Regions from separate parts of the Homo sapiens genome. Here regions 1, 3, 4 and 5 are each linked to region 2. Evidence: chromatin loops called from intact Hi-C (ENCODE). Cell type or tissue: heart right ventricle. All regions are shown on one strand. Each heading gives the region's core, and the rest is flanking DNA. Links, peaks and the distances in the headings are about the cores only.

Region 1 (5,917 bases), core at 498-5,497, 230 kb after region 2:
GGGTCACAACTCAGCTCCAAGTGAATAGACCCCAAATGGAGACCTGTCCCAAGCCTTCTCCCAAGCTTGCTGGCCCGGCTTAGAGCCTCTCTTATCTCCTGCCCTCGCCTCTTTCCCCTCTTCCCCTCCCATCTCCTCCCCGTTCCCCTTCTCTCTCTGGGATGTCCAACCAGCTACGGTGCTAAAGCCAGATGAGGGAACAGCAGACCTGCCAGCAGGAAGGGTGAGACTTTGGATTGATGCTGACAAAACCATCACTGAGGTGGATGAGGAGCATGTCCATCGGGTGAGTCCCCTGTCCCGCCGTCCCCCAGCATGAGTCCCCTGTCCCACTTCACCCCAGCTCCATACCCTCCTTCCCCAGTCCTGCAAGAGATTTCCTTGTTCCTGACTACCAATACCATTTTGGCTTGATGCCCTGGAGGGAGTTATAGTGAAGAACCCCACTGAACTCATTGCTCTACTGGAGGGGTACTATTAGGGGGTCATTCACCCTTTCCTGTGGTTTCCCTTAATGAGGACACATCAAAGAACATGTTTGTCAGGTCTTGGCCCTGGGAGTTCTTCTGATGGACCCAAGAAAATGACTGCTTTTAATTTATAGATATTGGATATTGCAAATCATACTACACAGCATGTTTCTGTTTTCACTCTGGCCGCCAGGGAACTCAGAGCCAAATTTGCTGCTTGCCATTAACCATAGCATAGGTTCTAATGGCCTATATTTTGGCATCAAACTTTCTTTCAGCTTTGCTCTTTAAATTGCTTTGAATACATTTTTGTTGTGCACCATAAATCCTTTTGAGGACAAGTCCCAGTGTAGTGATAGAAAAGAAAGGTTCTGTCATGCCCTTTCCCCCCGCCCCTCACAGCCTGCTATCTTAGGAGTTTTCCTCCTTGCTCATCTGCATTCCTTTCTGCTCCTCCTCTGCCCACCTCAGGCTTTCTCTCCCGCGTTGGGCATTTACAGAGGCTCAGTGGCCTTGCAAGAAAGGCTGATCCATGAGAGGGCTCAAGCTTGGCCCAAACCTGAGACTACCAGGTTCAGAAAACTCACTGAAGCTGGAGAGAATAATAGGACGCCTCTTAGAACAGATGTTTTAAGAAGCAGCTTCACATAACCCTTGCTTCTAAGGGTTTGGGTGGTTTCCTAGGAATCAATGCATGATGGGCTATGAGACCAGTGAGGTGGTTTGGCCATTGGCCTCCACTCCTGGGTATCATGGAGCATATTGAGAGCTTCCTCGTAAGACCCAGAAGAGGAGGAAATGGCAGCGGATGCTCGCACACACTGGAGCATCACCTGTCTTTTTGTGGTGTTTGAGATCCAGAAAGTGTTTTGAATTTTGTCAAGTCTGCCTTGGGAGCGTCTCCCCTCATGGTGCATGGAGTGCAGGACCACAGCGAAGAGGGGGTGCCTCATAGGTTGCACAGAGGGCAAGGAGAAGGGATGGCCCTATTTTATTTGTAGGGCTTCATTGCTTTCCATCCAGAGTCCCTGTGCTCTGTTCTGGTCTTTGGCACATAGCTCTCAAGAGGAGGGCTTAGTGTGTGTTTGGTTGCGGGGGGGTGGGGTGGGGGCAGGGGGCCAGAAGGCCAGAAGGCCAGAGGAGACTCTGTGTGATGGTTTCACAGGCCAACCCTCCTGAGCTGGACCAGGTCGAGGACCTGGCCTCTCTCATCAGTGTCAACGAATCCAGTGTCCTGAACACGCTTCTGCAGCGCTACAAAGCTCAGCTGCTGCACACCTGCACAGGGCCTGATCTGATTGTCCTCCAGCCCCGGGGGCCCTCGGTGCCTTCTGCAGGGAAGGTGAGGTGGGACCATTGTGGGCAGGGCTGAGGGGCTGAGGGCAGGGGGGCCTGGGGGGATCCCTCTGCATCTGAGGTGACAGTAGAACCATCAGAGCCCCCAGTCGACCTGTCTGCAAGCAGCATCCTTCTCGCGGCATTGTGGCATCCTGTGGCATGGACCATGAGATTCCCCCATTCCCTGGAGGGAAAGATCAGTCACCATTAGGACAGAAACAGCAGCATTAAATATCACAAGAGTAACGAAAGAAAATACTGAATGAGTGTGAACTCTACCAGACACTGCTGTATGCACCTTCTTGTATTAACTCAGTTGAGTCTCACATATCCACCTGAAAACACAGGTACTGTGATTAGCCCATTTTACAGATGAGAAGAGCCGGCTGGGCCAGGCGCAGGCTAAACTCTCAGGTCTAGCGAGCAGAGTTGCTGGGAGAAAACCCAGGATACAGGGCTCCTGTGTGCTCTTCATCCCATGCTGAACTCTCAGGAGTCCTGAGCACCCACATCAACGGGGAAACAGAAGCTTCAGTTGTACTTTAGTTTTTTTCCTCGGAAGTGTAGAAACGGCCAATTTTTGTTGAGATGGGCAAGAGCAAAGGAAATCTCTAAGCGCCACCTTGTGGACGCACGAGGCACCTCAGCCGAGTCATTGAAGCGTGGGCCCCTTCATTCCTTCAACCCATAGTGATTGAGCTATTGATTGAGGGTCTCCTACCGGGCCACGCACAAAGAACATCAGGGAAGGTGCCAGGCGAGCAACCCTCCCCTTGTGGAGTTGCTGTTCTAGGAAGAAAAGACAGTCCATCAACAATAAAGATAAGAGTGGCCCGAGCAGATGAGTGGAGGAAGAGGTGGGAGAGGTTGGGAAAAACCAGGACAGAGCCGTGTCAGTTCTCAGGGTGATGATTCTGGCTTTCACTCTGAGTGGGATGGCAGCTACTATGGGTATTTATTTATTTATTTACTTTTGAGACGGAGTCTCTCTGTGTCGCCCAGGCTGGAGTGCAGTGGCACGATCTCGGCTCACTGCAAGCGCCGCCTCCCGGGTTCACGCCATTCTCCTGCCTCAGCCCCCCGAGTAGCTGGGACTACAGGCACCCGCCACCACGCCCAGCTAATTTTTTGTATTTTTAGTAGAGATGGGGTTTCACCGTGTTAGCCAGGATGGGCTCGATCTCCTGAGCTCGTGATCCGCCCGCCTCGGCCTCCCAAAGTGCTGGGATTACAGGCATGAGCCACTGCGCCTGGCCGATTTGTATCTATTTTTTATGAACTGGGCAGCCTCCTGAGCCAGAGTAGGCTTAGAGAGAGTCCCTACTGGGGTTTTTAGCAGAGCAATGACATGCTGTGACTTAGGTTGTAAAAGGATGCCTTTGGCTGCTGGGTGGAGGACAGATGGGAAGAGGCTCAGTGGAGGCAGGGAGGCCTGTCGGAGGTGAGACATCTTACCTGTGTGCTCTTCTGGAGACTCACTGGGAAGTCAGAAGCCCCTAGGACACCTGGTGTCTAGGAAAGATCATGATACCTCTTCTGGTTTCCATGTTCTCCTCTGCCAACTGGGGGTGAAAACACATCTTGCCCTTTGGGGCCCTGTGGGACAAATCCATCCCTAGTCCCTGAGGCAATGCTAAATCCATTAAAGGGGATATAGTGGGCCTGTACCCCTCTCTCCAAGATTTTTCTCCTCCAGAGTGACCCACACCACACCTTCAGTCACTCCCAGGGGCTCTCCCACCACCGCTGTCCATGGTCAAGGGCCTGGGAGGACCTCAGAAGCTCTGGGTGGGCCAGAGCTTGGCACGTGCCCTCTCCCGTCCTTGTGGTGAGTGCTTAGGCTTCTGTTGCTGCAGCCCAAGGCCTCTGAGCTGTCCACATTGCCGAGGGACTCCTCCGGCTCCCTGGAAATCCCTGGAAGGGACATTTTTATAGACCCAGATAGCAATCAGGTCCTCATTGGCCATCCTGGATTGAGGCATCAGAACTTAGGCAAAAGCGCCAAAAGATGCAGGCATTGGTACGCACTCTGAAGGTAGATCCCCCTACTTCCCTTCCTAACCCTGGGGTGGGGTGCGGCACTGGTCCGCACCCTTCCCTCAAGTCTTCCAGCCTCCCACACTCAAACCCACAGCCACCTCCTGTCCTTAGGCCGGATCAACCTCTGATTCCCCAAATGGCCACCAGGTGGGAGCACAGGCCTGCGGTGAGGCTGAGACCACCTCGAGGATGGGCTGGGTGGGGTCTGGACACACCGGGGGACTCTCTCACTATGGGGCTAGCCCCACCAGGCAGCTGGGGTCTGGGTGTGTGCCTGGGGACATGGAGGTCTAGGTGAATAAGAGGGTGAGTTTGAGCATGGGTGCGACCCCGTGGGTAGAGGTGGATCCCATCTCTGTGTGCAGAGCCCGCCGCAACTGTTGCGTGCATGTGCCTACAAGCACACTTCTGTGCATGCGTGCAAGGGCACATGTACACAGATGCAAAGGCATGTGTGCATGCATGCATATAGGAGGGCCTTCAGGAACCTGGATGTGCAGAATTCTTCCTTCTCCCCCTAGGCAGTGGGCCTGAGCAGGCTGATGGACAGGACTGCCCGTTCATTGAACTTTAGTTTTCCCAGACTGGGGGATGGCTCTAGGACTGAGACCCCAGGACCCTCTGACTGCCTTAAGCCCTAAGGCTGTGTCCAGCCAGTGTGGGGGCATATCCCTCCTTTGCCTGCATTAGGTTCCTGCTGAGCCCTACATCTGGCATCAGGATAGGGACTCATGACTGTTCCTCAGGGGCTTGGAGCAGGAAGAGCCAACAGTGGATTGGAGACAGCCCCAGCCCCAAGCTAGACATCTAGGCTGAGGGGAGGGCCATCACACCAGGGTTTGTGCCCCTAGTTCGGCCAAAGGACTGCGCTAGGGAGGGCAGATGGGGCCTTGCCGGACCCAGTGGACACCCTCAGCATCTTGGGCTTCAGACATCCTCCTGCAGCAGGGCCCATTCCTCTTTTCCTTTTGGTGCCCTCCTGCTGACCTCACAGTAACCTCCTGCCCTCTTCCCTCGCTGCCAAATCCAATGTCAAGTCTCTGGTCTCTTACTGAACTCAGCAGCATTTCCCTCCCTCTTCCTGGAAACACACCCTTCCTCGGCTCTAAGACTCCGCTTTCCTGGTTTTCATTCCCGCCCACTGGCCGCCCAGTCAGTCTTCCTTGTGGTCTCCCTGACCTGTCCCTGTCAGGATGCTCTGTTCTCACACTCTTCCTTGGTGATCTCATCCAGGCTTGTGGCTTTCAAACGCCTCCCGTTCACTGTAATTGAATTAATTTCTTTCATCGATCATCTCTGTCTTCCCACCAGAAGGCAAGCTCCACCAAGCAGGGACTTAAAAAAAAAAAAAATCAGGCTTACATTATAGTCCAATGCACCTTTTTAGTGTACAGTTCTGAGCATTTTTGACAAAGGTGTATAGTTGTATAACTGCTTTGACAATCAATTACATGACAGTTCCCGTCACCCCCAAAAGTTCTCTGGGCCCCCTGTGGTCAACTCAGCCCCAAGTTCTACCCCTGGTAGCCACTGATCTGTTTTTTTGTCCCTATAGTTTTACCTTAAAAAACCCATATAAATGGCATTGTATGGTATGTAACCTTTTGAATTGGCTTCTTCCAGGCAGCACAATGCATTGGAGATTCACCCATGTGGTTTTATTTATCTACAGTTTGTTCCTTTATTTTATTTCATTGATGCACTACTGTGCTTATTTGTTCATAGGGTGACCTCTTGTCCTGGTTTTCCTGGGACTAAAACGTTTTCTGGGACATGAGACTTTCAATGCCAAAACCAGGATAGCAATTTGGGAGGCCGAGGCTGGCGGATCACTTGAGGTCAGGAGTTTGAGACAAGCCTGGCTAACATGGTGAAACCCCATTTCTACTAAAAATACAAAAATTAGCCAGGCATGGTGGTGCACGCCTTAATCCCAGCTACTCAGAAGGCTGAGGCGGGAGATTCGCTTGAACCTGGGAGGTGGAGGTTGCAGTGAGCTGAGATCGTGCCATTGTACTCCAGCCTGGGCAACAAGAGCAAAACTCTGTCTCAAAACAAAAAACAAAAAC
Region 2 (5,917 bases), core at 551-5,550:
GGCTGTGCCTTTTCTGTGTGCTCTCTTTCCTCATCTGCTCATTGGATGTAAAAAAATCTCATGAAGATCCCCAAGGACCTTGGGTATAGGAGAGAGCTATTTGATGGAAAGAGCCTGGGTCCCTGAATGACTGTGTGGAGCACCGTGGTTTCCAACCCATGCTATCTTGGACTTCTTTGACAAACCGTTGTTGTGTCAAGTCACTGAGATTTAGGAATAGTTTGTTATAGCAGTTTGCATATCGTGACTAATATAACCCACCTTCCTGGTGGTCACTAGTGACACCTGTTGACTTCTTTCAGTTAGCTCTGTTAACTGTAACCTTTATAAGAATTATGTATCTGAGTGTTCATTTTTGACAAGTGACCTGAAGGTTTACTTCAGACATCCACCTACCATTCCCAACTTTGACAATATGACTGATTTTGCTTTAGGGAAATCATCCTCTCTCTAATCTTAGCTGATGTGATTCTAAGGAAGGTGACCCCACTTTCTGGAATCTAGGAGTAGAATATGTAACCCGAGCTGAGCCATGAGGTCCTTGTGTTCCTCCAGCCACAGTGATTGGTTCAGGGGTGCAGGGGTGGGCATGTGACCTAAGTTGGTCCAAATTTAATCTTAAGATGTTGGCTAGCTAAGTTGAAACCCTGAGTGCTTTTACTAGACATTACTAGGGAAGATGATAGATAGTCATGGTAGGTAGGTGCAGACAGCTATCCTGTAATTATACAAACAGCCAGCCTAAGGAGGAAGCTTATACTAAGGATGGCAGAAGCTTACACTAGAAACTGCAGAACAGAGCAATGGAAAGAGCAGGTCCTTGACATCATATCAGACAGTTGGATCAGGCCTTGCCTGAAGCTAATGAATTCTTGTTCAAAGGTCAATAAGTAGCCTATATAGTTTAAGTGAATTAGTTGAGTCTTCATTACTCACATGCGAACTATTTTCAGTGGATTCAGCCTTTATCACTTTTCTAATCAAGTAAGACAATGTTATTCAGAGAATGCAGAACAATATCAAAATAAATGATCTTCAGGGATCACTTCTAATTCTAAAATTTAGAGTTTACGAGGCCTAGTATGAATTCCTAGCACTTAAAGTGTTTACAGTGATCTACACATAGGAATATCTGTTTATCTTGATAGTCAAGGAAAGTCTAATTGTTTGGAGACTTTGGGCAAAAAGATGATGAATATTCCATAAAAGAAATACAGGCCTTCCCACACATGGGCAAACCCCTCCATGGTTCCCATTGCTCTTTACAGGTTTTATAACTGACCGCTCTCCACCCATCTGACCTTATCAGCTACACTCCCACCCACCCCACAACTCACCGAACGTTAAATCCTCTGAGCTCATTTCTGCCCCAGGACCTTTGCACCTGCTATTCTCTTTGCCTAAAATGCACTTGTGCTGACTTCTTCTCCTGGAATCTACCTTAGGTTCTCCCCAGAGAGGCCTTCCCTGATCACCTGCGAAAGAAAATCTTCCTTCTTTGACACTCTTTACAAATTACTGTTTAGTTCCTTCACAGCACTTTTACAGACTCACAGTATCTGGTTCATTTATTTTCTAGTCATCTGGTTCATTTATCTCCTGTTAGAATGAGAGTTCTTCAAGGGCAGAGCCTCTGCCCGTGCTGGTGTCCCCGCTGCCTCCAGCACCTGACACATGGCTGGCACAGAGCAAAAAACAATCAGAGCCTTAGGAGTGAAACAGAGGCAGTAGTTGTTTTTTTTTGTTGTTGTTGTTTTTTTTTAGAGGAGTAGGGAATAGAAGGTACTTGTAGTGTCATGGTGAGGGCAGGAATTTCTGGGAGTGTGAGCAATGTGACAGGGAACAGGGAGCAGGCTGCTACTTGGAAATTGTTATCCGGGTTTATTTATAGAGTACTTCCATTTTCTTTCTTTCTTTCTTTCTTTCTTTCTTTCTTTCTTTCTTTCTTTCTTTCTTTCTTTCTTTCCTTTCTTTCTTTCTTTCTCTTTCTTTCTTCTCTCTCTCTCTTTCTTTTTTCTTTCTTTCTTTTTCTTTCTCTCTCTCTCTTTCTTTTTTTTTTGGAGACGGAGTCCTGCTCTGTTGCCCAGGCTGGAGTGCAATGGTGCATTCATAGCTCACTGCAGCCTCAACCTCCCAGACTCAAGTGATGCCCCCGCCTCAGCCTCCTGAGTAGTTGAGGCCATACCCAGCTAATTTTTTTCATTTTTAAAATTTTTGTAGAGATGAGGTCTCACTGTGTTGTCCAGGCTGGTCTTGAACTCCTGGACTCAAATGATTCTCCCACCCTGACCTCCCAAATTGCTGGGATTACAGGCGTGAATCATGGCGCCTGGCCTCATAGAGTATTTTTAAAAGGAATTGCGTGTGTGTGTGTGTGTGTGTGTGTGTGAGAGAGAGAGAGAGAGAGAGAGATCGACCAATAGAAAGGAAGAGAAGATTACTCATCCAAAAAAATAATAGAATGAACATTAGAAGCTTCCTCAGATGCTTCACTTAATTTCTGCCTAACCCCTGGTATTTCAGGGTCTGTGCCCTCCCAGAGCTTTTATTACCTACATGAGCTTCTCCTCAAAGTTGCAATCTGAGAGCATCCACTTGGGGGAACAAAAGGACACTGTGGGCCCCTGTAGTTCAGCTTCATCATTACGTTTCACTTCCTTTTTATGAGATGGGAATAAAGATAGTTCCCTTAATTTCAGGACATATGAAAATAATTTTTCTTTGGGCTGTTGGGTAAATGCTGTTAACTCAGATCCATAGGCCCCTTCAGGTTTTGGGGGGAACTTTCTCAATCAAATGTTGTTATTGAATGAAAACCTCAAAGCAGAAATTCAAAAGAATGAAGCTCAAGGCAGCTGTATCTTGTTTCTGTTTTGCTTTGAGAGTCAGAATATGCGATCAAAATCTATCTTCCCCTTCCTTATCCTTCATTTTTTTCCCCAGCAGATAAGAAAAAAAATAGTGGTGCTTCTTTTAGGACTTAATTCTCAGAAGGCTAATATCATACACAGTTGGAGCTTCAGAAAACTGCTCTGGAAATTGATATGCACACAACCTGTTCTTGATGAGCTGAAAGAAGCATGAATGTTGAAACGGAGCTGAAAAGGCAGTGGTAGGATGGCAAGGGAGACTGTGATATTTTTTTCTTCCATTTTTCCTTTTCAATATTGTAACATTTTCTTATTGTAGATGAACAAATTTCTACAAACCTGGTACCTGGTACCACCACGCTGCTGTTGTTACTGTTTAAGGTGTCTCCTGTGTCTGTTTTCTCTCGGTGTTACTTGTTCATATTTTCTGGTTTATTTGGTTGATTTAATCCATGTTGTCACGATTTGAAGGGTTTTTTGTTTGTTTGTTTTTGTTTTGTTTTGTTTTGAGACAGGGTCCTGCTCTGTCACACAGGCTGGGGCGCAGTGGTGCCAGCTCAGCTCATTGCAACCTCTGCCTCCTGGCCTCAGGCCATCCTCACACCTCAGCCTCCTAAATAGCTGGGACTACAGGTGCACACCACTACATCTGGCTATTTTTGTTTTTTGTATTTTTTGTAGAGACAGGGTTTCATCAAGTTGGCCAGGCTGGTCTCAAACTCCTGGGCTTAAGCCATCTGCCTGCTTTGGCTTCCCCAAAGTGTTGGGATTACAGGCGTGAGCCACCACACCCAGCAGAGGAGTTCTTAAATTCTGGTTTTTATGCTGGATACTGGATGGGAAAAGAGGAGACAGACACATTTTATTGAGGAGCCGTAGTCCAGAAACAGTAAATATTTACTTGACAAGTGATTTATTCCCTTTCATGCCATGATTAAAGTTTAACTTTCATTGAACAATTGCTCCATTTATATAGATGAAAATAAATAATTGGGAACATATGTGACAGCCCTTTCACTGGTCTCCCCACGATCTCTCTGGCCCTCCAGTAACCCATTATGTTCACAGCAGTCTTTCTGAAAAAACAAAACAAAAAAAAAAACAAAAAACAAATCATGCCCCAGTGCCTGCTTAACACATTCAATGGCTCCCTTTTGTCCTCAGAATTCAGCCCACACTTCCTATCCAAACTTTGAGAACTTGCAGAGTCTAGCTCTTTATTGATACCTCCAGTTGAATCTCATTTCTGCTATCTTTGAAGAGAGGGATAGCGGTTTGGGTGCGGGGTCAGAAACTAGGTGTGTCGGTGAGAGATTAGTCCGGGAAGCAGAGCCACACGGTGGTATGTTTGGAATAAGAACTGTGTTACAGGAATCAGATGATACACGCTTGTAGGAGAAGCTGGGGAAGAAGGTCCACTGAGAGCACTGAGGATCACTAACAAGGGCTGGTGCAAGTGAATGAGTCAGGAGCTTGTAGGGAAGTCCGAAGCTTGGTGTATTGAGCTGGTGCACAGGCACCAGGAAAGGGGCTGATCTAGAAGTCTATGGAATGTATTAGTTCTCCACGGTGACTGCCTCTGTGAATCTGCCGCTAAGGGTCTGAGGGTGGGCTTGCCATCACTGCTGGTCAGCAGGGTCGGGGAGAGCTAGATACAGAGCAGGGAAGATGGAGGACAAACTGGAAGCTGCTGGCCCCTCTGTGTCTGGCCACCCCTCACTGCTTCTAACCAATGATGACCTTCAGAGTGTAACGGCTGCTGCTTCCCATGAGCCTCCCTGGTCTTGCACAACCTCATTTTGGGGCAACTCTAACCTAGGAACATACAGGAAAAGGAGGTCTGAGAAATGTGGTTCCCAGCATAACCAAGTTGTCAACAGAATAATCCGGTAGATGTAGTCTCTGTACTCAAAGAACAGGAAAAAAGAGCAGAGAGGCCAAAAGAGGGTACTGGGGCAGTTTTGCTGTGTGATGAGTGATGTCATCCCTCCCTTCATATCTCCACCTCATCTTCAATAAAATCCACAGCCCTTGGCCATACTGTTTAAGTTGGATTTATTTCTTCCACTTTCCTCCCTTCCTCCTCCCTCCATCCCTTCCTCCTCCCATCCTCTCCCCCTCTCTTCCTTCCCTCCCTTCTCCCTTCTAGATGTCCTGGGTCTGGTCTGAACTTGGCACGGGGAAGAACAAGGCCTGCAAAGGTGGTCCAAACACATACAGTTTCCACTTTACTGAAAGGAGACATGGGTTTCCAATGTTGAGAAATCATAATCTAGCCAACCCTCTTTTTTATGTTAACTTCGTCTCCTTTCTATGAATGAGGCAATGCAGAAGTACAAAAAAAAAAAAAAAAAAAAAGCAGGGTAGTGGGGAAGGAAAGATTCTGTCTCCCTCCCAGGGAGAAGGTGATGAAAAGGGAGAAGCTAGTGCCTCTGCACCAGCTGAACGCAACAAGCTTCCAGACTTCCCTGCAAGGATCCCTCCCAGCCCTACTTACTCTTTGTTTCACAGTCAAAAAGCAGAAGTCCAAAGAGGTGAAGCACTTTGCTCCAAATCACACAGCACTCATTTTGGCCTAGAAACGGGCCTATTAGGAGTGACTCATCTCTTAAAAGGCCACACTCTCCAAGCCTGTTCTCTAAAGTGCTTACATCTACCCGGGGGGTCAGAGAGTGTCTTCACCTAAAACAATTTGCATTGATCATTGTGGTCGCAATTTCCATTTCTACATTAAAGTGGGGAAAGTGAGGCTAATTCTTAAGCTGTTGTTGGCAGAGCTTCTTATGGGGAGGTTATATCTTGGTTGGGGCCACCACAGATCAGGGGCTGACCTCTGTTGTAGAAACTCAACTCTATAGTTCACTTGGGTGAAGTCAATTTATTAATTTACCTTTGTAGTGACTGGAATGCTTGTGGATACATTTTTGGGCTCAGGGACTCTGGAAGTCTTTGACCATGGCCCATGGTAAGAAGTACATTTTATTTAATACAAAGCAGTGGAATACACACACACACACACACACACACACACACACACACACACACAC
Region 3 (5,917 bases), core at 415-5,414, 150 kb after region 2:
ATTATTAGGCCAGAACCTGTGGTCGTATAAGCGTCTCTCAGGGAGTTCATCAGATTCTTTTAAGAGAGTCATTTGAATTTTTAATGCCACAGTTATTTGGTATGCTAATTTTTTCAGTTTAGTATAGTCATAACTAAATATGAATCCAAGAGTTCATAAGAAATAATCTTCCAGAGGAATTAACTTTCAGATATGGGGTTATTTATTTCCTAGCAGGACCTAGTCCACTTTTTGCTATAATTCACATGTCAGCTCTGAACGGTGGGCTGTTCTTTTGCCTGCTCTGGATAGTACAATATTTGAACAGCATCTGTAAAGAGGTAGGACTGAGAAGGTTGGTTTCCATGTTTAAATAATGATCAGGAGGCTACTACTTTAAAAAGGTAAACATACAACAAAATTTTATATTTTTTATTTTTTTGAGACAGGGTCTTGCTCTGTCTCCAAGGCTGGAGTACAGTGGTGTGATCACGGCTCACTGCAGCCTCCCCCTCCCGGGCCCAAGTGATCCTCCCACCTCAGCTTCCCAGGTAGCTGGGACCACAGTCATGTGCCCCAACATTCAGCTAATGTAAAAAGAAATATTTTTTAAAGACGGGGTCTCCCAATGTTACCCAATCTGGTCTCTAACTCCCGGACTCAAGCAACCCTCCCACTTTGGCCTCCCAAAGTGCTGGGATTACAGGTGTGAGTCACTGTGTCCTGTCAAAATCCTGTATTTTTAAATAAAGGAGGCATTTTGTGGCTAGGAATAAAGGCTCTGGAGCCAACAGATCTGGGTTTGGGTTCTTCTTCCTAGTTGTGTCAGCCTCATTGTCCCTTCTGTGAGGAGGAGAGGACAATGATATTTATCTCCTGTGATAGTTGTGAGGATTAAGTTAACTAAATAATTCAGCAAGTCTTTATTTAACATTTGCTGTGTGCCAGCTGCTGGCGATGCCACGGTAAGACAGAGCTGACCTCAGACCTCCTCGAACGAGCAGCCCTGAGAACTGTGTCCCCTAAGTGACCAGCATATGGAGTAGTGGCGGTACCAGCAGCATTCACTGTGTCACTCACTGAATATCCAGCTGTTCCAGGCTTGCATATGTCATCTTCACGGAAAGCCCATGTATTTATAGGTGTCACTATCCAATTTTTGTGGTATGGAAATTGAGGTTCAGAGAAAGTAAGTAACTTGAACCAGGTCACATGGCTGGTATGCCATGGGGCTAGAATTATAATCCAGTTCTGTCTGATTCCAAAGCCTGTACTCTTTACGCTGTGTGGATGAACTCCCTGAGGCTTTGGCATGATCTATTTAGTACAAGACGGAAGATTTTTAGCCACAATTTCACCCTGAACTTGGTTTCTCAGATCTTTTCAAAGCTGTAGATGTGATTCTTAGATTTCTTCCAGCGGCTGGCCCATCTCCAAAGTAGTATTGTAGTTGAGGTTTTTGATTTGAGCTTAGACTTAGTCCATTTAACGAAAGAATCGCAAATTATTGTAAACTAGAAGTTAACTGTGAAGTAGCCATGAAAAAATCGCAGGAAAACTTTTGGAGCTGAGCAGATTGTCAGTGACTAATTTGAGTACTAGCTTATTTTATCTAAGAACACAAAGCTGTGTCTCATGTCACAGTGTCTTAAAACGTCCAAGTGTTCGTTCAGTATTAATAGTAGTACAGATCTTTAGCAGAATGCGTCAGGAAGCATTAGCAGCTGCCTTAGGCAGAATCAGAAAACCTCAGCAGCAGGCAGTCCAAGGTTGAGTTTTCCTTGTATGTGGTAAAAGCATGGGGGGCTGGTCTGCATTCATTTATCTTATTTATCCTGTAGATATCTATTGTAGATATCTTTCCATTCCAGAACTGTGACTTGATCCTGATAAGTACAGGTTACAAAGTCACGGAAAAGGACTTTCCAGGCAACCCTGAAATTAAACCTTCCCGGAAAATGGCTTGGATGTCCCTCATAGAAATCTCCAACGCTCTCACAGCGTGGCCTGATGACCTTACCCTGTCAAACTTTAGGTTCGGGCTGATTGAGCTTTCCAGAATGCTGGATTTGCCCTGATGGACCAACGCCCATTTTCACTGTTGGATAAAACTCTCAAATACACCTCTTAGACAGAGAGTACCAGACCCATGATGACCCAGGCTTATTAGTGATCCAGGATCATTTATTCTGAGTAGATTCTCACTGTTGCTGAGCATAAGCAAGTTAAAAATTCTTTTTTTTTTTTTTTTTTTTTTGAGATGGAGTTTCACTCTTGTCGCCCAGGCTGGAGTGCAATGGCACCATCTCAGCTCACCATAACCTCTGCCTCTGCCTCTGCCTCCCAAGTTCAAGTGATTCTCCTGCCTCAGCCTCCCGAGTAACTGGGATTACAGGCATGCGCCACCACGCCTGGCTAATTTTGTATTTTTAGTAGAGACGGGGTTTCTCCACGTTGGTCAGGCTGGTCTCAAACTCCTGACCTCAGGTGATCTGCCTGCCTTGGCCTCCCAAACTGCTGGGATTACAGGCATGAGTCAGTGCACACGGCCTAAAAATTCTTACACTAAGATAAGCACAGAGATGCAAATCCCCAACACGAATCCAGTGGCTGCTGTATGTGGCCCCATGACGTTTGTGCAGTGCTCACAGCAACCCTGAGAGGTAGAGATGTCATCTGATTACCCATTTTACTGATGAAGAAAATTAATCGTGGATGAAAAGGTTGTAGGGCATACAACCTTTTGCCAGAGCCCTGTCAGGCTGCATCTTGGAAAGTTCCCCACCGGCTGCCTCGCATGCTTCCTGCTGCAGCCGGGCAAGCTCAGCCCTTCAAGGAGGGGTGGAGAGTGCTAGAGTGGGAAGGGCTTTCGAATTGCAGATGGTGCAGATTATATATAAAATGGTTGTCCTCCTAAGTGATTTTTCTCAACTTCCTGAAAATCATCTTCACATTTGCTTAGTGCTGAGTCCTTTTGACCTTCTGCAGCTTTTGAAACCTGACACGTGATTTCTCCATCTTATGTACAACTGGGCTCATGTTCCTCCTTCTTTCCCATCCCCCTGGGGTCTGTTGGTGACCATGACCAAGCCGATGCCCCTGTGAGCTCAGGTCCTCAGCACAATTGGTGGCACCACACAGGGGTGGACGTCTCCATGCCTTCAAGGTCCACAGCGCCGCAGCGTGGTCGCCTGTTCATCATCCGTTCACTCCTCCCTTTCCCTGCCTCCCCTGACCCCATGCACCTCCACATGAGAGCTCCTGAAACGGCAGGAGAACCTTTGCTCTTCATAGCTGGAGTAGAGAAGGACTAATGAGATCCCGAACTTGCATTTTACATATTTATTTCATACGCTTATTTATGTTAATTCATACATGAGTGAAGGCAGAAAAGATCGTTTTCCCATTGGATGTTCAGTGCATCACGTTTGCGGTGAAGCACAACTGTCCCCTCTCCTTTGTTTACAGTCGCTGCCATCTAATGAAGGACACCCGGACCTTGGGGCGCTGTTAGTGTTTTCTAAAGTGGGCATGCTCTGATAACTGTGTATACTTTCTTCTCCCTAGTGGCACCCATGGGTACATGGCTCCCGAGGTGCTGCAGAAGGGGACGGCCTATGACAGCAGTGCCGACTGGTTCTCCCTGGGCTGCATGCTTTTCAAACTTCTGAGAGGGTGAGTTGAAATGCATCCTTCTAGTGCTGTCCTCATGGCAGCAGGAGCTTGGATGAAAACTGAGAATATGTAGAAATGACTAGACGCTAATGTTATTTTAAATCACACAGTGATCTTTAAGCCATGTGCTAATCTGGAAGACTCTGTCTTAGAAGAGTGAAAGCTGCTTCCCAATAAGCTGCTAGATAAAAGCTTATGGCTTCGTATTTTTATTCTGTACCATGTAGGAATCAGAATTCTTTTAAACCTAAAATTAGACTGCTTCGAATTTTTTTCTTTGATAAGCCACATTGTAGGAATAAGTATTGTTTTGAAATGTAGGTAATTTAAAAAGGTAGAATGATTTTTTCCCTAGAAATTAATTATTCATCATCTTGAGGGTTTACAGATTTTGAGAGTTACAAAAAAAGGATGAAAACCCAAAGTAAACCTATTTTATTTTATTTTGTTTTGTTTTTAGACAAGTTCTCTCTCTGTTGCCTGGCTGCAGTGTAGTCACACAGACATCACACACACAGGCTCACTGTAGCCTCGACCTCCTGGGCTCAAGCAATCCTTCCACCTCAACCTCAGTCTCCTGAGTAGCTGGGACTACAGGCACACACCATCACACCCGGCTAATTTTTTTTTTTTTTTTTTTTGAGACGTCTCGCTCTGTCTCCCAGGCTGGAGTGCAGTGGCACATCTCTGCTCACTGCAAGCTCCGCCTCCCGGGTTCACGCCATTCTCCTGCCTCAGCCTCCTGCGTAGCTGGGACTACAGGCGCCTGCCACCACGCCAGGCTAATTTTTTGTATTTTTTCAGTAGAGACGGGGTTTCATGATGTTAGCCAGGATGGTCTCGATCTCCTGACTGGGTGATCCGCCTGCCTTGGCCTCCCAAAGTGCTGGGATTACAGGTATGAGCCACCGCGTCCGGCCTACACCCAGCTAATTTTTTAATGTTTTTAGAGGTGAGGTCTTGCCATGTTGCCCAGGCTGGTCTCGAACTCCTGGCCTCAAGCCATCCTCCCACCTCAGCCTCCCAAAGTGCTGGGATTAAACGCCTAAGCCACCACACCTAGCCGGTAAACCCATTTTAAAAAGCTTGCGTTTGTTGGGGAAAATGCTGAAATTAATTTGTCTTTTAAAGCTAGTAGTATACTTGGCCCTTGTTCTGAACTACCAAAGATGATGAAATAGAGTAGAAAAGATTATGAGAGGAAAGTACTCTCAAAATATGTTCTCATATTAAACACTTAACAATTATGTTAATGTTGCCATTAATTCTAAGACTTTTAGCCAATTTTAATGGAAAACTTCAGTTAAATTTTTTTATTATTCAGACTCATAAATCATTTTACATTAAAATTTCCTAGTTAAGATTTTCCTTTTAATATTTTCATATGAACACAGTCCCGATAGTTTGCTAAATGTTGCACCTTTCCATCGGAGAGCCTAACTGAGCACCACTGCATCTTACTACATTTAGCACATTCTGGAGAGAGGCTGAATTCTACATTCCCCCAAAACTAGGTTCTGAGCACCCTCTGTTTCGTCAGGACTCTGATAATCCAGTTGCTCTCTACTTTGCATTCACTTGTGATCTAAAATTGTATTATTGCTTAGAAAGTCGGGTTCTGTTATTCCTTAATTGAATTATTGTATTTGTGGAGCCTGGATGGCTTTAATTCATGTCATCAGACTAGCTGACCTAATTAGAGAGTTTATCTAAGCAAACCAGAGAAAGCCATTTCCCCTATGAGATGCTGTTCTCCCCAGTGGAGTCGCTTCTATGCATATGGAGTGCATGAAGACACCCAGGAGATCTTTATTTTGGATCTCTGCTGGAGATGTGGTTGGAGACAGACAGTCCCTACCTACAGAATTTGGAGATGATAAAAAGAAAACTGTGCAACAGCTGAACTGTTGAATGTAAAAATCAGCAGTAAAATCTGACAATCCCAGAAGCCTTGTATTTAGGGCTTTGTGTACTTCTTTGTTTTGTTACTCTAGCTGTTAAAATGGCCATGCATATAGGCTGGGGAGGATTTGCTGTAACACTGCTTCATTTTTTAAAAGACTAGAGGGTTTTGTTCAATAACTCTGTCTGCTCCAACAGTGTGGTTTGTGGCTAATAAAATGAATTCAGTCTTATTTGGCTGTAATTCAGCTTTGGCATACTGAACTGGAAGATATTAATTCCTTTGTGAAGTCCTTGATTGGCCTTGATGGAAGCATTATGTTCAGTGGGGCTCCTGCCGAAAAGAGTCTTGACAGACAGG
Region 4 (5,917 bases), core at 248-5,247, 160 kb after region 2:
TTTCTTTTTTTTTTTTTTTTTGAGACGAAGTCTCGCTCTGTCGCCCAGGCTGGAGTGCAGTGGTGCAATCTCGGCTCACTGCAACCTCTGCCTCACGGATTCACGCCATTCTCCTGCCTCAGCCTTCCAAGTAGCTGGGACTACAGGCGCCCGCCACCACGCCCAGCTAATTTTTTGTATTTTTAGTAGAGACGGGGCATCACTGTGTTAGCCAGGATGGTCCCGATCTCCTGATCCCGTGATCTGCCCGCCTCGGCCTCCCAAAGTGCTGGGATTACAGGCGTGAGCCCCCGCGCCCGGCCGCTCTGTTTTCTGTTTTAATCCTCCTTGCTGTGACCAGCGTGCCCCCTTGCTTCTGCTGAAACACCTTTCTGCACACTTCATTTTGTCTTTATCCCCTACAAGAATACTGCAAGGCACTTGGAGAAGGAGTCTGGATGGGAGAAAGATGTCAAGGCTTCAGAAGGTGTTTTGCATCCCTGGACTCACAGTGATTGACTGAGCCGCTCATATGTGCTATCTTTGAGTGCTGGTCACTACTTCTATTTCAGATGACTTTGTCAGATACTTAAGAGCGTCTGTGTAGGAAGATGCATCCATGTTGCAAATCTGTGGAGCTGCCATCATGATCTTCACCTAGATTTAAGATGTCTGTTAAGGAAATCAATTGATGTGACAGTGGCCTCGATCTTAAGCTTGTCACCGTTGATTGTCTCCCCGTGGAGTTGTCAGACATGAGGGAGAGCCTGGGCAGTGGCCTAGGGAGAACTGAGTGCTGCTGGCGCTATTGAGTTTGTTCCAGGAGGGGAAAAAGGAAAGTTTATAAATATTTTGGCAACTACTGGCTTAGGTTTGAAATGCACATTTAATATAACATGCCATCTTTTGGGTATTTTATTTTATTTTATTTGAGACGGCGTCTCGCTCTATTGCCCAGGCTGGAGTGCAGTAGTGTGATCTTGGCTCACTGCAAGCTCTGCCTCACAGGTTCACACCATTCTCCTGCCTCAGCCTCCCGAGTAGCTGGGACTACAGGCTCCCGCCACCACTCCCGGCTAATTTTTGTATTTTTAGTAGAGACGGGTTTCACCTTGTTAGCCGGGATGGTCTTGATCTCCTGACCTTGTGATCCACCTGCCTCGGCCTCCCAAAGTGTGGGATTACAGGCGTGACCCACCGCGCCCGGCCTCTTTTGGGTATTTTGAAATTAACTTTTGATGTGAGAGTTTTTAATCACATAATTTTTTGAACCCATTGTTTGCCCATGAAAATGATGTAGAGCTAACTTGGGCAGGATGTGTGTTTTCCCATCATTTATAATGTCCTGAACAATTTTCCAACTCATTTAGGGGAAACGTGCAGCTGTTCCATTCTATCTGTAGTTCAGAAAGCTGCACTTGACCACAGGACATGTGAATTCTTTTCCCACAACGCTCCCTGATGCAGCCAGCATGTTGCATGGGAAGAGCTTGGCCGTGCCTTGTAAGCTGTTGACAGGCCTGTTACTGTCTCCTATTTAAAGCGGCTGCATCAGGGAGCAGCTGCGATCACACAGGATCTGTGCACACCACGTGCCTCACTCAGAATGGAGATTATTACTATCATAGGTTTTCTTTAACGTTTTTCAAAATAGAAACCAAGTCTTTGGCTTTGTTCACAAAGAATAATCAAGAATATATTGGAAACAGATGTGCATCAAGATTTCAACTTGAAAGACCAAACTGTCTGAACATGGCAGCATAGACTTGAATAGCTGAAGAGCATTTTCTGATAATTTCTCATTGAGCCGGACATGGAATCGCTATATTTATAAATGGAATTTGTAGCAATGGGGCCCATGTGCTGGAAATGGTTTTGGCACCACTAACTTTAACTCCAAGTCCCCTCGCAAGCCTCCCTGTGGTCTCATGAAAGACTTTTTAAATTTAGCACAGAGCGCTTGTGTCAGAACACAGCAGGCTGCAAGTACATCGGGACCAGATGCAGGAGTGGGGTCCTCTGGCTTTGCACGCAGGAGCCAGGTCCGAGGGATTTGTCAAAACACCAGGAGATCTTCACTTAATCCCTTTTTATACATTAAGGAACATCGTCGGGTGGAAACAGCTAAGTGTCAAGCAGGGAGACTAAGGTTTTCATAAGATTTGATAAACTTTCATTCCTTTTCTCTGCAACCTCAAACATGTTAATATTTCTGTGCATTTTGTATAAAAGAATGATACAAGTATGTTTTTAAAAATTATAAATAACAGATATTGTTTGCTTTTATATCTGCTTTTTAAATGTGGTAATTGTACATTTTTTCCTTGGAAATAAGGCAAAAAGAATATTTCCAATCAAAATCTGTTTTAAAAGTTAACAAATGCTTGCTGGGTGCTAATTTACCTTGTTTTGATCTTTTTTTTTTTTCCCAAATTAATGCTTTTAAGAGATGGCAATTAGTTTGTGTTTCACTGCATGATATGGAAGGAAATAAAGGACTAGAGTGCCCTCTCTTGTACAAAAAGAAAATTAAAGTGTTTCAGACAATAAATGGCCTGAAATGTAATAATCTCAAAAGATAGTTCAATGTATAACCTAATTAATTCAGTAGGATGACCAGCTCAGTAGCAGTAAGTAGCAGTGCAAGATAAGTGGCATTTTAATTCTTTTTTAGAATCTCTGATTTATGTGTTCAACATTCTAATCCATTTTATGGAGTTAATATTAAAATATTTTGCATAATATCCTGCCTGCCTCAGATTATGTCATATATGCCTTATAAATAAATTTATAAGATGACTACTTTGTAGGCACATCTTGTTATAAGAAAAGTCAATCATATGTGTCCCTTTAATTTTCAAAATGAAAAATAAACCATGGTAATTTAGTTTGCATATTTAATAGTGTCTTTTAATGATAAGATTTCCTTTGAAAGCCAGCTTCTCCAAAGTTTTTAAAACATGAGAGTGAGAATAATCTGTTTTACATAGTTCACCAAGTAGACATTCATTTCATAAAGTAAGAGTTATCTTTATTAATTTCACCAGTGGTTACTGTATTAGGTACCTACCGTGTACTGCCATTGTCTTGGCTACTTGCATAGATGTCACTTTAGTTTTTCCCTTCACTGCTTCTGTGAAGTATGCGGCTTGATCCCCGCTTTACAGATGAAGAATTGATACTGAAGGTTTCTATGTGGCTGACAGTCACTAAACCAACAAGTCACAACTTGAACCCAGCTTTTCTGACTCTGGAGTCGGGTTCTGCACAGGGAAAACAGGAAGCGCTCAGAGCTGTGGAGAATCTGCTGGTGCACGGTTAGTTTCTGTTTTCATCAAAGGGATGTATTACTTAAAATGACTGGTTTCTAGGGGTGAATCATTTCATCTCCTTCATGTTTTGGTTCAACTGCTGTTCCTTGGGCTGTTTGAGGGACCAATATCCATTTTTCTGAAAAATGTACATGAAAGTTATTGTTTAGCTCGAACTCTCATATGACAAATGTTATATAAATGACTTTTATTCTCATGATTACCTGTTGGCTAGTTATATATTCTTTTCTAATGATGTTTCCATTGGAACAGCGTATTTTAGGGCCACAAGTTCACTGAAGTGAGATTCAGGCAGTTCAAGTAAGATACAAGTCTTGCTATTTCAGGACCTAGCATTTATTCACCAGTTCTTCCATGGAAATGATAAATGTTTACGGCTTTTGCATTTCTCCAGTTTTGAATGAATAGTGATAGGACATCATACTTTACCCAAATATTAGTCAGTGATATGTTCTATATCACCTGATGCCATATTTTGATAGAACAATTCTTTATTTCTACAGTCACAGCCCTTTCAGACAACATAAAACCAAAGACAAGCATGAAATTGACCGAATGACACTCACCGTGGTAAGGGGATTCAAAACTGTATTCTTGTCTGTATGGTAATTGTCATGCTTCATTCCGTCAATAATAAAAAAATGCTATTACATAAAATGTTATAGGAAATATAAAATTATGTATAGACATAATAAAAATTTGCTTTCTTGAAACAAATAAATGCAGATACAATTTCTAAAAGAATTTCTAGGGGAAACATTAATGGAAATAGATGCCAAGGCAAAAATCAGGATTTACTAACGAACAGTATGAGGAAGCTAAAGAAAATCGAGAACAGAAGTAAAGAAATCAAAGAAAAGGAGAAATTACTGAGATGCCAACGAATGAGAATGCCTTCCGGTTCTTCTGATCTGCCCCCAGCCTCATTGATTTTGCAACTGATTAGTTATCTTTTCATGTTTCTATAGAGTAAATATTAATTCATAATGAGGCTGCAATTTTTAATACTATGCTTATCCCAGTAATAGTCTTTAAGTCTGGTTGAGTGTTAGGATGCTGTTTCATGAACGGATTTTTGAAATCTTACTCGTCTTTTCCCCAGAATGTGGAACTTCCAGACACCTTCTCTCCTGAACTGAAGTCCCTTTTGGAGGGCTTGCTTCAGCGAGACGTTAGCAAGCGGCTGGGCTGTCACGGAGGCGGGTAGGCCATTGTTCCTGCCTTTCGGTATCTTTACCAGAAGAGCAAAATAGTGATTTTAAATACTGTCTATCAAAAGTCATCCCTAGTCATTAAAATCTTCCATTTTGACTTGAAAGGGGAAAAAAATAAATCACATGGGAAATATACAAATATTGTCCTATGTGTTTTATAATTAAGAAGTTGAAGAAGTCACTCACTTTTTTACTTTATTTATTTTTGAGATGGAGTCTTGCCCTGTCACCCAGGCTGTAGTGCAGTGGCGTGATCTCAGCTCACTGCAACCTCCACCTCCTAGGGTTCAAGCAATTCTCCTGCCTCAGCCTCCTGAGTAGCTAGGACCACTGGGGTGTGCTACCACGCCTGGCTAATTTTTGCATTTTTAGTAGAGACGGGGTTTTCCTATGTTGGCCAGGCTGGTCTCAAACTCCTGACCTCAGGTGATCCACCTGCCTTGGCCTCTCAAAGTGCTGGGATTATAGGCGTGAGCCACTGCGGCCAGCCCACTTTTTAACTTTTAAAGATTGACCTTGTAGATGACAGAAGTGAATTCTGATATTTTGTAGTCCATTTGTTTTTTAGTGATGGTTGTATTTGTGATTGTGGCAGTTTAACATTCTGATCAGTTTCTCACATATTTCTCTCATGCATAACTGAGTAACTGCGATCTAACACATGCTCACTATTCTCCTGCCCCAAAACACTCTGAACAGTAATATCTGGAAAGCTTATAGAGAGGGACTTCAGACAGACCTTTTTCCTGTATCTCTTCTCCCCCAGGCTTGCTTGGCATAAGAAATAACTTTTAACTGTATATTACCTATATGTATATCATACATATGTGTATGTATTTTTAGTGTGCATATTATACATATAAGCATTTTATGTAGATAGCTAAATAATGTACATATATATGAGTATGTCCTTATCAATTTGCAAAATTACCTATTCCTGCTATAATAGATGAAGATTTAGCTCACTCATTACTGTCTCTGTAGCCTTCCCTTCCTCCACCTCTCAAAAGTTGAAACGCTATTTTGAGCTCCTCTTTTGCTTTCCTCTGTAGCTTTAAATTCCATGCTTAACCCGGTCTTGCCTTTTTCCAACTATAAACAGTATCTGAGTTGAGGATTTTGACATTCCTATCTTTCATTGACTTCTGTCTCATGTTCTTTCATGTTAATTTTTATTTTTACATTATCAAGATGATACTGCTTTCTATTCTGTGATCATAATCAATCATAATCAATCTTTGTGCTTTGCATATAGGTTAATTTCAAAAGTTGCAAATGAAGAAGGGGTATTTACACTGTTAAGGAATCAAAAATGTTGTTCATTACAAGGCTTTTACTTAGCCTGGTAATAAACCTTAAGTTAGTCATATATATACATATATAGTATGATCT
Region 5 (5,917 bases), core at 601-5,600, 140 kb after region 2:
GATGGATACACTAACTACCCTGATTAGATCATTATACAACATAGATATGTGTCAAAACATCAAACTGTACACCATAAATATGTACAATTGCAATGTGTCAATTAAAAAATAAAGTAATTTTAAAAATATGTAGCATGGTGTTTGGTGGTAGATGTGCTTTCTAGGCAGCTTTTGCTCTTCTTATAAACTTTTATTGTTTCACTCTAGGACTGTCCTTTCATTGTATGTATGACCTATGCCTTCCATACCCCAGATAAACTCTGCTTCATCCTGGATCTGATGAACGGTAAGCAAAACTTGGAAAATCTGAATGCCTTGAAAGACTTTGCCATGATGTTAAATCTTAGCATGCATTAATCTAGGCAGACTGGCAATGTGGGTCTTTCAGGTAATTAGGTTCCCCCTGAAGTTTGAGGAAACCTTTTACCCTTTAATCTTCACTGAAAATTCATTTTTCAATGTTGACTGCAACGTCCTTCTGGGCCTCCCAGTCTCTTCCCAAGAAAAGATTCTAGAAAAGATTATCATGAAATACTTACAGTGAAACTTGATTTTCTGGAATGCAGCTGGCCTAGATCTTTAATTAGCTTATTTCCTGGCCCTCAACTTTTAGGAATGAAATACCTCATAAGAATATAGGCCAAAGATAGAAATGTATTTAAAAACCAACTTTGAAGGACTGACTTTGGGCCAAGTACAGATTTTAGCCCAATCTTCTGCACCTTCTAAATCTGCACTACTGTACATTGATCTTTTAAACTGTGGATGATGACTTTGAAAATGCTGGAAAACGTTCAGCTAGAAAAGGAGCTTTCTGATACTAGAAGGTGTCATGGTATATATCTAAAGTATTTTTAGTAACAAGAACTGAAATAAAGCATACAATTCACAACTCACATGCCTAGTTTTTTTTTTTTTTTTTTAAGTTCACTTGAAGTTTTATCATGTTCTGAGTGTTTGATTTAAAACCAGATCTAGCCGGGCACGGTGGCTCACGCCTGTAATCCCAGCACTTTGGGAGACCGAGGCGGGCGGATCAATGAGGTCAGGAGATCGAGACCATCCTGGCTAACACTGTGAAACCCCGTCCCTACTAAAAATACAAAAAAATTAGCCGGGGGTGGTGGTGGGCGCCTATAGTCCCAGCTACTCGGGAGGCTGAGGCAGGAGAATGGTGTGAACTCAGGAGGCGGAGCTTGCAGTGAGCCAAGATTACGCCACTGCACTCCAGTCTGGGTGACAGAGCGAGACTCCGTCTCAAAAAAAAAAAACAAAAAACAGATCTACCCCGAAACAGGAAGGAATTTCACAGCGTAATAATGAGCAAAAGAAGCCAAACACCAAACACAGCAGCATCTACCCTAGGTAACCCTGCTTATGTGACTGCCAAAACAGGCAAAACTAATGGATGGGGAGAGAGGCCTTAAAAGTGGCCTTTGTGTGAGTGGGGCTTGGGGGTAAGGTCTTGACTGAAAGGGCATAGTGGTAGGGGAGCTTTTGGGATGCTGGGCATCTTTTCCATCTTGATGTGGTGGTGGTTTTACAGGAATATGTGTATGGAGAGAGAAATATGCTTGCGAAAGCAAGGGTAATAAAGTTGGACACACATTCATTTTTATAAATCAATAGAGGCTTTTCCCTTGTATTTTATAAAATCATTCCCTTACCCTGTTGACAGCATTCTCTGTCTGTGTAATTTGAGGCCATCTGATAATTTCCTTTCTCCAGCGTTTTATTATGAAAAATTTCAAGCAGATAGCAACATTGAAAGAATTTTCCTGGGGACACCCACCACCTGGATTTTTTATCAGTGAAAATTTTACTGTATGTGCTTTGTCAAATATCTGTCTGTATGATCAGTTTGTTGTTGTTGTCTTTTGAGACGGAGTCTCTGTTGCCCAGGCTGGAGTGCAGTGGCGTGATCTTGGCTCACTGCAATCTCCACCTTTCAGGTTCAAGAGATTCTCCTGCATCAGACTCCCGAGTAGCTGGGATTACAGGCATGTGCCACCACGCCTGGCTAATTTTTGTATTTTTAATAGAGACGGAGTTTCACCATGTTGACCAGGCTGGTCTCGAACTCCTGACCTCAAGTGATCCACCCACCTCAGCCTCCCAAAGTGCTGGGATTATAGGCATGAGCCACTGTGCCCAGCCTAGTTTTTTTTTTTGTTTGTTTTTTTGTTTTTTTTTGTCTATCCATAGAGCCAGTTGCTAAGCTGTCTGTTGGATCACTCCATGGGTTGATTCACTTACTAGGATTTAGGTAATCAAAGCAGGTTAGCTAGTCCCACCTTGTGAGAGCAGAACTAGAAGCTGAGCTGTCAGCCTGAGAATGGTGGCTTGGTTTTGCTGTCTTGTCCTTCCTGTCATTGTATTTAAATCTTCTCAATGTTTAAGTTTTCTCTATAACATTTAAGCTGTTGCTAAACTACAGGAATGAAACATAGGTATATAGACCAAGCAGAAGCATAGTTTCCCTTTTTCTGCTGAGTCCTGACTATTTAGGATGACAATGATATTTGTTTCCTTTAAATTAACATGCTTTGAATTAAATTCTGAATCTGATTCCAGGGGGCGATTTGCACTACCACCTTTCACAACACGGTGTGTTCTCTGAGAAGGAGATGCGGTTTTATGCCACTGAAATCATTCTGGGTCTGGAACACATGCACAATCGGTTTGTTGTCTACAGAGATTTGAAGGTGAGGACGATTGACAGACTCATTCTGCATAGTAGGTATTGTGTGAATGGTCCTCTAGAAGTCCCCTTCTATTTCATAGAGTCCTGTCATTTTCCTCATAGCCCTCATCTCAGCCCTGATGAAGTCATTAGCTATATGACATTTTATCTCCTCTAGACCAGACTCTGCGGGGACGGAGCGCATGTCTGTCCCTGTCATTATTATAACCCTGGTGCCTACTACAGTGCCTGCTGCAGCACGTATACTAAGCCAAATATTTAGTTGATTAGTTAATGAAAAGCAATTTAGGCCAGGTGCGGTGGCTCATGCCTGTAATCCCAGCACTTTGGGAGGCCAAGGAGGGCGGATCACAAGGTCAGGAGATCAAGGCCATCCTGGCTAACACAGTGAAACCCCGTCTCTACTAAAAATACAAAAAATTAGCCGGGCGTGGTGGCAGGTGCCTGTAGTCCCAGCTACTCAGGAGGCTGAGGAAGGAGAACGGAGTGAACCTGGGAGGCAGAGCTTGCAGTGAGCTGAGATTGCACCACTGCACTCCAGCCTGGACAACAGAGCAAGACTCTGTCTCAAAAAAAAAAAAAAAAAAAAAGCAGTTTAGGAGCCCTTTTGGTGTCACCCATTTCATAGTTAATTATAATTCAGCTAATGTTCACTAAGCAACTGATTTGGTCGTGGCTCTGTAAAGGGCTGGAAATGTACAATGATGGATAAGCAAAGAACATATATTTTATGGGGCTTAGAAGCTGGTGAGCTAAGACATAGAATGGCCGAGTCATAACTCCTCCAAGGCAAGGTCTATCAGTGAATAGTGGATGCCAACCAGCCTGCGGAATTTCTCTCAAAGGCCACCCTCACAGCTTTACATTGTTTTGAGATTGCCTTAAAAATCACTGATAGAGTTTTAGATCCTTGCACTGTGTAACCTCCAACTGCTGTGCCCGAGTTTCTGTTCTTGTCCTCTGTGAGAGCTCACTCACCTTGAAAGCAATGATATAGGAGTATTCTGAGTTTTTCCATTCCAGAACGCGGTGCTTGGTCCTGGGTTTTACATGTGGGAAGGAGGTAGAAGCTGGCTCAGGGTGTCCATGGTGACACTCACCTAGTTGTATGGCCAACAGCCTGCAGGCAGGCATGGAGAAAAAGGGACCTTGATGAATTAATGATTGCGCAAACATAGAAATGCGTAAATTGTAATAAGAAAAATGATGGGACTGACAATTTGCCAATAGGCGAGAAGATTCCAGGAGAATGTGTTTGCCTCTCATTTCAGATGCCTTCTTGAATGAACCCACAGTGGCCAACTGAAATGTACAGATTATGTTCCTTCCTCTAGGGAGCTGAGATGCTGTGATTGGCTTTTGAAGATTACTTTCTAAGATATTATAAAAATTGTATTTTATTTCCAAGAATTTTTTTTTTTTTTTACAAAATACTTTGTGAATTTTAAACCTTTCTGTAAGGTTACAGAATTATTATTATTCTCTTAGTTTTCCTATAAGCATAAAGAAGAAAAATGTATTTTTATTGAATTAGAAATAACTAGACAATAGTTGGCCCTTGACATTTTATTTCCTTATGCGAGCTTTGCAAAAGAACAAAACACATGCTGACGGCCCATGAAGCGCTATTGTAATACATTCTAATTTAAATCAGTAACTGGTTTCTAATCATCTTTATGCTTTATTTTTATTTTCTAAGCTATTTGGAAGGCAGTGGTATTATTTAATTTCTATTCAAACTTAATTCTAGTCACTCATGATTATTCATGCTTCAGTTTTCTAATAGCATGCCATTTATTTTTATTTCAAGCAAAACAATAGTTGATCGCCAGCAGAAAAATATTAAGATGACTATAATTCAATGTATATCCGAGAGACTAGGTTTGTTTTTCATGATTATGATGACTAAATCTAATCTTCATGGATACATTTCATCAGAGTTGTGGTCAAAATTATATTTGGTCATTTGGTAGGGCCCTATGTTAATGATGTACTAATAAGCAGAAATGACACTTATTGGGATTAGTGTGGCACTATGGAATATTTTGATTGCTTAGGTCAGTGTTGATACATTCTTAGAAACTTCCTGTCTGTCCTGTGCTTCATGGCTTTACTCTTAGAAATCCTTGTGGTTCTCAGAAGCCCAGAAGCTGGTGGACTCACCTCCTGCCCTTGAGAGGCATGCTGTTGTGGCTGCGCAACAGTCCTTGGTACAGTGAAAAGGAAATGCTTTTAATGCTGATGAACTGTTCCCAACATTCCTGTGTTACCTGCCCCATGTTTCATTTTCTAATGAGTAGAATCCTTCGCCTCTGTCATTACCACTTTGCTGCTGAAGTTAACATGAAAGATATTATTCTCAGTATCATGCCCCACTTTGATGTGATGGGCTAAAGCTATAATTTGTGTTTAGGAACAAACTATGATAAAATAGTGAGATATCAGGTGTCTGCACTCAAAGTTCTCAAAGCCTGCATGGCATTTGGGGCACTCTTATTAAAGATTATTCTCTTTCTGTTTAGCCAGCAAATATTCTCTTGGATGAACATGGACACGCAAGAATATCAGATCTTGGTCTTGCCTGCGATTTTTCCAAAAAGAAGCCTCATGCGAGTGTGTAAGTAGTGCGTCAACTTCAGTTCACCACCATTTCTCTCCTGCCCTTTCAAAGGCGTGGCCATTTGTCACCCCATTTCTCTTACCAGTGGTGATTTTCAATATGTCAGGAAGATCCAACATCACAGGTCGTGGGAAAGGAGATAAGAACAGGATGCCTTCCTCACTGTCTGCGGAGAGCAGGAATTAACCCACAGTGGAGTTGAACCTGCTCAGGGACCAGGGTGGCCTCTCAGAAACAGTCAGGACCTCAGCAAAAAATCAGAATCCATGCTACCTGTGTGACCCTAAAAGTCAGTCAGTTACTTAGTCTGTTAGTAATGGTAGTAATAAACCCCTCAAAGTTGTCCTAAGGATAAGTGAAAGAGACTGTGCCTAGAAAGGCACCGGGGCAGCTGCGTGGATGTGGTCAAGGGAGGTCCTCGGGGCCAAGTTTCTGTCTTCATCTACTTTTCCTTCTTTTTCAAAAAGGCTTTTCTTCTTTTTTTTTTCCCTGAAGAGAAATTAGGAATATTTCTTTCTTTCTTTTTTAATTAAAGAAACAAATCATCTGCTTGCAGTTTAGGCTTTCACTGCAGGCCATATTGTTAGACTTGG

The links. Hi-C counts contacts between places; a loop is a spot of excess contacts. Peaks named below come from ENCODE experiments on the same cell type or tissue, not always from the same donor. Only the 100,000 strongest peaks of a DNase experiment are listed, where the experiment ranks them.
Region 1: it touches region 2 in a loop (5-fold over the local background); 14 of 110 quality-filtered maps call a loop at or near these places.
Region 3: a loop joins it to region 2, with 2.1 times the contacts of the local background. A loop is called at or near these places in 25 of 110 quality-filtered maps.
Region 4: a loop joins it to region 2, with 4 times the contacts of the local background. A loop is called at or near these places in 23 of 110 quality-filtered maps.
Region 5: it touches region 2 in a loop (4-fold over the local background); 10 of 110 quality-filtered maps call a loop at or near these places.

Annotation. Positions count from the first base shown.
Region 1 is chr22:25,770,699-25,776,615 of GRCh38, forward strand. MYO18B (myosin XVIIIB) reads left to right here. Exons shown (of 44, transcript NM_032608.7): 6 at 174-286; 7 at 1,636-1,812. Among named protein-coding and RNA genes, the nearest start is that of MYO18B, 31 kb to the left of the region's middle. In heart right ventricle, for the core only: CTCF peaks have their summits at 2,440 (motif pointing left), 2,655 and 3,997 (motif pointing right); a DNase peak (open chromatin) is centred at 2,433.
Region 2 is chr22:25,541,532-25,547,448 of GRCh38, forward strand. No RefSeq gene overlaps it. Among named protein-coding and RNA genes, the nearest start is that of GRK3, 20 kb to the right of the region's middle. In heart right ventricle, for the core only: a CTCF peak has its summit at 2,592 (motif pointing right); a DNase peak (open chromatin) is centred at 5,397; H3K27ac peaks cover 1,194 bases.
Region 3 is chr22:25,691,561-25,697,477 of GRCh38, forward strand. GRK3 (G protein-coupled receptor kinase 3) reads left to right here. Exons shown (of 21, transcript NM_005160.4): 13 at 3,547-3,654. Among named protein-coding and RNA genes, the nearest start is that of MYO18B, 48 kb to the right of the region's middle. In heart right ventricle, for the core only: no CTCF peak of the experiment used is centred there; no DNase peak of the experiment used is centred there.
Region 4 is chr22:25,699,696-25,705,612 of GRCh38, forward strand. It overlaps GRK3 (G protein-coupled receptor kinase 3), which reads left to right. Exons shown (of 21, transcript NM_005160.4): 14 at 3,815-3,881; 15 at 4,414-4,514. Among named protein-coding and RNA genes, the nearest start is that of MYO18B, 40 kb to the right of the region's middle. RefSeq lists enhancers at 3,223-3,322, 3,872-5,071. In heart right ventricle, for the core only: a CTCF peak has its summit at 2,476 (motif pointing left); a DNase peak (open chromatin) is centred at 1,476; H3K27ac peaks cover 1,623 bases.
Region 5 is chr22:25,684,963-25,690,879 of GRCh38, forward strand. GRK3 (G protein-coupled receptor kinase 3) reads left to right here. Exons shown (of 21, transcript NM_005160.4): 10 at 208-286; 11 at 2,575-2,705; 12 at 5,227-5,321. Among named protein-coding and RNA genes, the nearest start is that of MYO18B, 54 kb to the right of the region's middle. In heart right ventricle, for the core only: no CTCF peak of the experiment used is centred there; no DNase peak of the experiment used is centred there.